3 separate regions of the Homo sapiens genome follow, and all the other regions are linked to region 2. The links are chromatin loops, found by intact Hi-C in ENCODE. Cell type or tissue: B cell. All regions are shown on one strand.

Region 1 (2,500 bases), 130 kb after region 2:
ATCCTACTATGTAGAGACAGCTTGCCTATATCCTTTCAGATGCTTAGCTCTGAAAGTATGTATGGGCATTATTTTATTGACTAAACATAAGCAGTCATATAAATACTTTATAATTGAGTTACTATTCTGTTGCAATATTTAGAATGTGTCCTGTGTTTTACTGTTACACGTACTGTTGGAGTGAAAAATCTTGACTCCATATTTTGGATTTTAGATTTTTTTCTTGGGTTAGAGTCCCAAGACGGTTGCTAATAAGTCAAAGACTATGAATATTTTTAAAGCTCCTGAGTCTCTGGCTCCAATTCCCTCCAGAAAGTTTGGATCAATTTATTTTCTCTCATGTAGGACTCATTATTAATACATTTTGATGTGCAATAATTTGATAGTGAATCATGACATCTCGGTGGGTTTTTTTTTTTTTTGGATTTGATTGCTATTGAGGTTAAACATTTTTTCCAATGTTTACTATCCTTTGTGATGACCTATTTTGCGATTTCTCTGCTTTTCCTTTTACTTATAAGTGAGCATCTCTATCGGGGCACACTCAGGCATATTCACCTTTAGAGAGAAAACATCAGAAAGTCCTGGCAGTTTGACATTACCACTTAGTATAACGTGCGGAAGAGACAAGGAAAATGTATTTCCATCAATCTTGGCGTTGTTGGCTTCTTGATTTTCTGAAAAATAAGAAAGACAAAGTAGATTTTTTGACCTTTGAATTCTTCAATTACCATGCCAAGCTTTCAAGACAATTAAGCCATAAATATTCTTTATATAGGATCTTAGCTTTCTTAATCCCTGATTGAGACCTTGCGCTGCAGGAGCGTGGTGGTGCAAAAGCATTGTCTCAGAGGATGCAGACGTGTTAATAAAAGGTGGGTTGTCAAATGTGTTTAGAAAGAAAATAACGAAGAGAGAACATCATTTGCCTTTCTTAGGTGTCCTGACGATATCACGGTGGGCATTGAACGCTCCTTGAGCTCCCGCTTGGTTTCTGCTCTTTCTGAGCCTTGGTGCTGCCATCTGCTGGCCGTCCTCGGCACTGCGTGTGAACGGCTCCTGAGAAAGGACCAGTTTTAGAATATGGGGCTGAAATGATGACTGAGGGTTTAAGCCTGTTTTATATTTCTGGAGAATATGTAATATGAGCATATGTTGTTAAATATGGCCTGTTAATTCACTCAAAATTGAACAAATGCTCCGGAACAATCCAGATTTGCAGTTTGATGCTCCCATATTGGCTCTGCAACAACTTTGATGGTGGTGGAGCTGGTGATGGTGATGGTGGTGATGATGATAAGGAAAAGCTAGAGATCTTGTTGACGTTATATAAAAGGTCCTTGAACAGCAGAGTTGGTATAGGATTTTAGAGAATGCTTGAGTAACTGGAACTCCTTCGGGAAGCCATCGCATTGAAGGTTGCAGACTTTCTTTGTTTCGTCTGTTCAAAGGGAAATCAGGGGCAGGGGATAGGAAATTCAAACCAGGCTGGGTAGGTATATTCTGCTTTAGAAAAATCAGATTTTCAAAACTCGAATTCATAAGGTGAATAACTTAAAAGTAGCACTTGATTAATTGCATTACAAAGGAATTCTTCTGTTTGGGAAAATATGCTTCCTATTTCTTTCAAATATCTTTTATTCACTTAAAATAATTGGGTTAACACATTGTTCATAACATCATTCATTTTGGGGGGTGCAGAAACACCAGTATCTTAAACCTACTTTGAAATGCAAGATCTTATCAATCTTTATTATTCTTAGATGCAAATTTTGCATGGGTTAAATGGTGAAAGTAAAAGGAGACGCATCTGCAAGTCAGTTTCAAACTGAAATATGAATCATCAAATACCTTTTAGTATTTGATGAAAGATGCACATTTTTCTTTTCCTTTCTAGTCAGAAGATTTTCTTTCACAATCAATTTCCTGCTGGGAAAGCATGAGGACTGATCTATGGGAGCAGAACAAGCCCATTTAGGCCACTTCAAAAATGCAGTACACTTGGCAAGGCCAGTCTGAGACCCAGTTAATGATTCACAGTTTAGAAAGATATGCCTGCTTGTAGATCCAAGTTCTCAACTTAGTAGTTTATTTAGTCTAAGTTTGTGTTCTCATTAGGAGCTCTCAGTCCATCAAATGGCTATTAGGAAAGAAAACAAAATCAAAATGAGCTTTGGGAACCAAACCTCAACGTAGGCCTGGGCTGTCACTCTCCACCCCACATTGCCATGTTTACGTGTTTTTAATGAGTGAGGAGCCCTTCTCATAGGGGCCAACCCCAGACAGCTTGGATGGGACACGGAGACACAGGATGTTCAGCACAGACACCCCCCAGCTGCTCAGTGCTGAGGAGGCATTCATGAGCTTGCTGCTGTGGTTCGGAAGAACTCCAAAGCTAGACACCCTGTTGGTAGATGCTTGTGTGATGTGTCCAGTTGGGTGAGGCTTGGGACTAAGGTGATCCAGGTGGCCTTTAAGAGATTTGCAGTTGAGGAATATT
Region 2 (2,500 bases):
GATACACCTAGTGCCAAGTACTAGGTTTCATGCAGGGGTAAAAAAACACCACATGAATTTAAATACATTAGGATAATGTTAATGGTTCAAGCAGTGAAACAAGAGCACCCACTACAAACTACAAAACTTTTCTTTGGTACAAAATGGTGTTTTGATGAACCTCCTAAAGACTACTTACATTATTTCCTGAAATGAAAAACTCTTTATTTCTGCACCCTCACCCCTGCCATGGCCCCTCCTGAAACAACTCCTCCTAATGACTGGCCCTGCTATAGCAAACTTCCTCACTTTAGTACTTAATGAGGGTCACAATTTTATGTAGTTACAATTCAACTTACCAGATTCTATGTTTTTTTCTCAGTTTATGGAAGTTCAATTTCATATTTAAGGAGAAAGCACAGCATAAAAACTAAGAGAACTGGCCTCCAGTCCTCCCTCCTGCGCCCAGTTGTGTGAACTTAAGCAATTTGATCTTTCCAAAAGTCAGCTTGCCAATCTCTAAAACAAAAAATAATAATTTTTTACTTTTGCTCCACAGGCTGAACACACTGTGGAATATAGTGATCACTCAATTTTTTTTTATTCATTACTGATTTTCAACCATATATGCTCTATGAATACCGTACTTCCTCATTCAAAAAAAAAAAAAAAAAAAAACAACTAAAAAAGGAAAGAACCAACTAAAAAAGGAAAGCAGTAGTATCAGCAGCTACGTCAACTGAAAAGCATACAGTCTGTCTTAAATCTCATCTGTGAATGCACTATCATCCACAATCCACTCCTAGGCATTTACTGACAACTTATGTTCACAAAAAAAATCTGTACACACACACACACACACACACACACACACACACACACACACACACAAACCTGTACACAAATGTTTACAGCAACTCTAATCACAACATCCGAAGACTTGAAATAACCCAACTGCCTATCAGGTGAATGGATACACAAACTGCTATATCCATATACTGGAATACTACTGAGCAATAGAAAAGACAAACTACTGACTGGTGCAGCAAATGGATGAATCTCAAACGCGTTATACTACAGGAAAGCAGCCAGGCTCCAAATGAAACAAGCTCTATGATTCCATTTACATAACACAATTATAGGAACAGACACATTCAGTGGTTGCCAGGGGCCGGTAGGGAGAGGGGCTAACCACAAGGGGCAGGAGAGTCCCTGGATGATTATATAACTGTAGGCACTAGGCGAAACTCACACACCTGTACGCTCAAAGCACTCAATTTTTAAAGTGAAAAATTCTCATCTTTTGGAAGAATTACTTTTTTGTTTTTGGTTTTGTTTTGTTTCGTTCTTACTTGACACGGAGTCTCGCTCCATCGCCCAGGCTGGAGAGCAGTGGCACGATCTCAGCTCACTGCAACCTCCGCCTCCTGGGTTCAAGCGATTCTCCTGCCTCAGCTTCCCAAATAGCTGGGTCTACAGGCACCCGCCACCATGCCCAACTAATTTTGTATGTTTAGTAGAGATGAGGTTTCACCATGTTGCCCAGGCTGGTCTCGAACTCCTGACTTCAAGTGAGCCACCCACCTCAGCCTCCCAAAGTGCTGGGAGCGCTGGCCAGAAGAATTGCTTTTGATACTTTATAATAAAACAGGACTTCTCTCCAAGTGTGCCTTAAAAATGCACCTAAACAGAACCACAGGTCTTCAACAACTCCTGGGAAATTAAATATTAAAAGAAAAAAAAAAGCAGTGTGTTTTGTAGGACACATCACTAAAAACAGGTAACTAAGATTTCCCTGCACAGAGGAGTTCCAAGACTTTAAACTGTGTCCAACATTTCACAGGCTAAATTATTCAGTTGCAGATGGGCAAACTACACTGAGGTTTAAGTCTCTATATATAGCACTCTATATCCGAAGAGAATTTAAAAGGTGTCCCAGTCAATGTAACAGATTTACTTAGCCAATAAACGAAAAACAGCCCTCCCTTGGTATGCATAGGAGATTGCTTCCAGGCCCCCGCATATACACATGTTGTACAAGGGACAACTATAGTTTATCACATACTTTATAAAGCAGTTTTTACAAAGTAGCTCAACAGCTCCAACAGAAGAAACAAGAAACCAATTTTATGTGATTTCAAGGAGTACCCCTGGCCTTTGACTAATTAGCATGGACTTGAACCCAGCCCTATCTCTATCCAACACATGCAACGCATGCTGACCAAGCAGCAAGTTAAAGGGTTACTGAATTTGATAAACCACCTTCTTTAATAGCTGTTACCATAGTGTTTAGCTGCTCGTTACTGCCGCAGATGGGAATTCATTGATATGATTAAATTTGATGGTATGATAATGTATGGTAATCACGATTAATCAGAAACCCACTAGCAAGTGGAGGATGTTGGGTATTATGTCACGTGCATTTTAAACTGCATTCTCTCCTTGCAAGCCTGACAATGTTTGACAGCTGGAAGGGTCTCCTACTATATTCGCCTGCTACTACTTATAGATCTGATCAGAG
Region 3 (2,500 bases), 520 kb after region 2:
GGCTTTGGAGTGGGCCCTAATCTAATCTGACCGGTGTCTTTAGGATGCAGTTTGGGTATTTGTCCCTGCCCAGATCTCATGTGGAAATGTGATCCTCAGTGTTGGAGGTGGGGATTGGAGGGAGGTGTTTGGATCATGGGGGTGGATCCCTCATGAATGGCTGGGCTAGCCTCTTGGTGATAAGTGAGCTCGAGCCCTGGGTTCACAGGAGTCCTGGTCTTTTAAAAGTGTGTGACACATCCCCCCTCCTCTTTCTCACTCCTGCTTCCCCCTGTGATGAGCTGGCTTCCCCTTCTTCTTCCGCCATGACTGGACGTTTCCTGAGGCCACCCCAGAGACAGATGACGTCACGCTTCCCGTACAGCCTGCAGATCCCTGAGCCAATTAAAGCGCTTTTCTTCATAAATTACCCAGCCTCAGGGACTTCTTTATAGCCAGGTGAGAACGGACTAAGAAGAAAAAGTTGGGAAGCAGACGCTGACAGAGGGATGACCACGTGAGGACACAGGGAGAGGATGGCGTCTGCAGGCCACGGAGGGGCCTGAGGAGGAACCAGCCCTGCCCACGCCGTGATCTCAGATTTCCGGACCTCAGGACTGCGGGGAAGGGAGTTTCTGTTGTTCAAGCTGCTCGGTCCACGGTACTTTGTTATAGAAGCCACAGCAGAGTTATATGCGTGTGTATGCGTGCACACACACACTCACACACACACACACAGACACTAACACACACGGACACACACTTTCTCACACACAGAAACACACAATGACACACACAGACACACTGACACACAGGCACAAACACACACACTCTGTCACACTGACACACACACACAAACACTGACACATTCACATACGGACACACTCTCGACCACTCACACACACTGACACACACAGACACACTGACACGCGGGCACACACAGACACACTCACGACACACAGACTCACGTACACTGACACACTCTCACGGACACACACTCTCGCACTCTCACACAGACACACACACTGATACAGACACACACGCTGACACACACAGAGACACACACACTGACACATCCACACAGAGGCCCCACATTTCTCAGCCTTTTGAGGTAGTACATTTAAATAGCATTTAAAATACCTATTAATTCATTAAAACACTCATAATCCTGTTATACGTCAGCGTAAATACCTTATGACAAATAGCCGACTGGAAACCACTGACTGAAAACCACAGAGTCAGCTCACGGAAGATGGCTGTTAAAATGCAAATGCACTTTGGGGAGGACATGGTGGCGTGAGTGTCAGGAAGGAGTGACTTGGCTTGTGAGTCAGCGTCTAGAAGGCGTGCGTCTGGCCTCTGAAGTCGGATGGGAGGGCCTGGGCTGCCTCCTGACTGCCACTTCCCTGCTGCGCGGCCTCCAGCCAGTGTCTCCACCTCCCTGCCCTTGGTCCGTAAATGGGGGGGTAATAGGACCCACTGCACGCGTTATAGGAGGGTCAAGTGGCTCCATATCTGCAAAGGGCTTAGGACAGCGCCTGGAAAGCACGCGGCGTCTGCCTTCCTCCGTCACTGGGAAGCTCGGGGGAGGGGCCACACGGACACAGGCTATTGGCTGAGGGAGCAGGGAGGGGCTGAGACACGATCTGGAGCCCGGGACTCACACATTGGGTCTGAAGAGCTATGGAGGCCACCACGGAGCATGCGTTTATGGGGGTTGAATGCAGCCACGATGCCACGTTAGAAATCACCAATGAGAAACACTAGAAATCGAAACTAAGAGCATTTAAAATACCTATTAATTCATTAAAACAATCATAAACCTGTCATACGTCAACGTAAATACCTTATGACGAACAGCTATATTTTCCAAAACAAAAAGCATTTAGGGGGAGGCATGGCATTGTCTTCGTGTCTGCAGAGCTCTCCAGTGTCTGACTTGGAAGAGCTGGGTTTTCCTGCCTGCTCCTGCATTCCACCTGCTTGCAGAGCATGGAGACAGTTCCGTGTGACACAGACATGCAGCTAGCAAAGTGGGTCCCTCAGGGGGTCTCGGGGATGTCAGGGTCCAGGGGCCTCCCTGAGGGCTTCTGATATGGTCTGGAAGGTGCTCCGCAGAGCCAGGGCAGTGGGCGTGCTGGGGAGCCAGGCTGGGGGGCTGGGCACCCCCTCCCTCATCCAGAGCAGCCCTATTCCTATCAGATACATGTCTTGGGCTCTGAGTCAAATGCTGTGTGTACAATAAAGTGGATACACCTGCTCTGGGGCCTGGGGCTACACTGGAAAGGTGAGGCTTTGGGATGGGATGGTGGAGGGGAACCGCTAGGGCCCTGGGAGATAAGGGCGAGAGGCCTCAGGTGTGCCCAGGTGGGAGAGCCAGGGCACCTGCAGTGCTGCTGGTCCAGTCCCAAAGCCAGCAGAGGCCCTGCTACCTCCACATGCTGGACTCCAGGAATTGCTCCTGGCAGCAGCAGGGAGCCCTGTGGAGCCAGGACACAGAGCCACATGGTGCGAGGGTGGC

Evidence for each region. Peaks named below come from ENCODE experiments on the same cell type or tissue, not always from the same donor. Only the 100,000 strongest peaks of a DNase experiment are listed, where the experiment ranks them.
Region 1: it touches region 2 in a loop (5-fold over the local background); 82 of 110 quality-filtered maps call a loop at or near these places.
Region 3: a loop joins it to region 2, with 11 times the contacts of the local background. A loop is called at or near these places in 2 of 110 quality-filtered maps.

Annotation. Positions count from the first base shown.
Region 1 is chr7:155,597,447-155,599,946 of GRCh38, reverse strand. No RefSeq gene overlaps it. Among named protein-coding and RNA genes, the nearest start is that of RBM33-DT, 46 kb to the left of the region's middle. RefSeq lists a silencer at 838-1,132. In B cell, CTCF peaks have their summits at 819 and 1,022 (motif pointing left); a DNase peak (open chromatin) is centred at 1,006.
Region 2 is chr7:155,723,361-155,725,860 of GRCh38, reverse strand. The region is part of intron 9 of RBM33 (RNA binding motif protein 33); the gene reads right to left. Among named protein-coding and RNA genes, the nearest start is that of RBM33, 80 kb to the right of the region's middle. In B cell, CTCF peaks have their summits at 997 and 1,197; a DNase peak (open chromatin) is centred at 940; H3K4me3 peaks cover 2,164 bases; H3K27ac peaks cover 2,500 bases.
Region 3 is chr7:155,204,498-155,206,997 of GRCh38, reverse strand. It overlaps LOC124901783 (a long non-coding RNA gene), which reads right to left and starts at 1,294. Exons shown (of 2, transcript XR_007060603.1): 1 at 1,171-1,294. RefSeq lists enhancers at 1,113-1,362, 1,393-1,462, 1,493-1,542, 1,553-1,732. In B cell, no CTCF peak of the experiment used is centred here; DNase peaks (open chromatin) are centred at 337, 1,297 and 2,406; H3K4me3 peaks cover 2,077 bases; H3K27ac peaks cover 1,737 bases.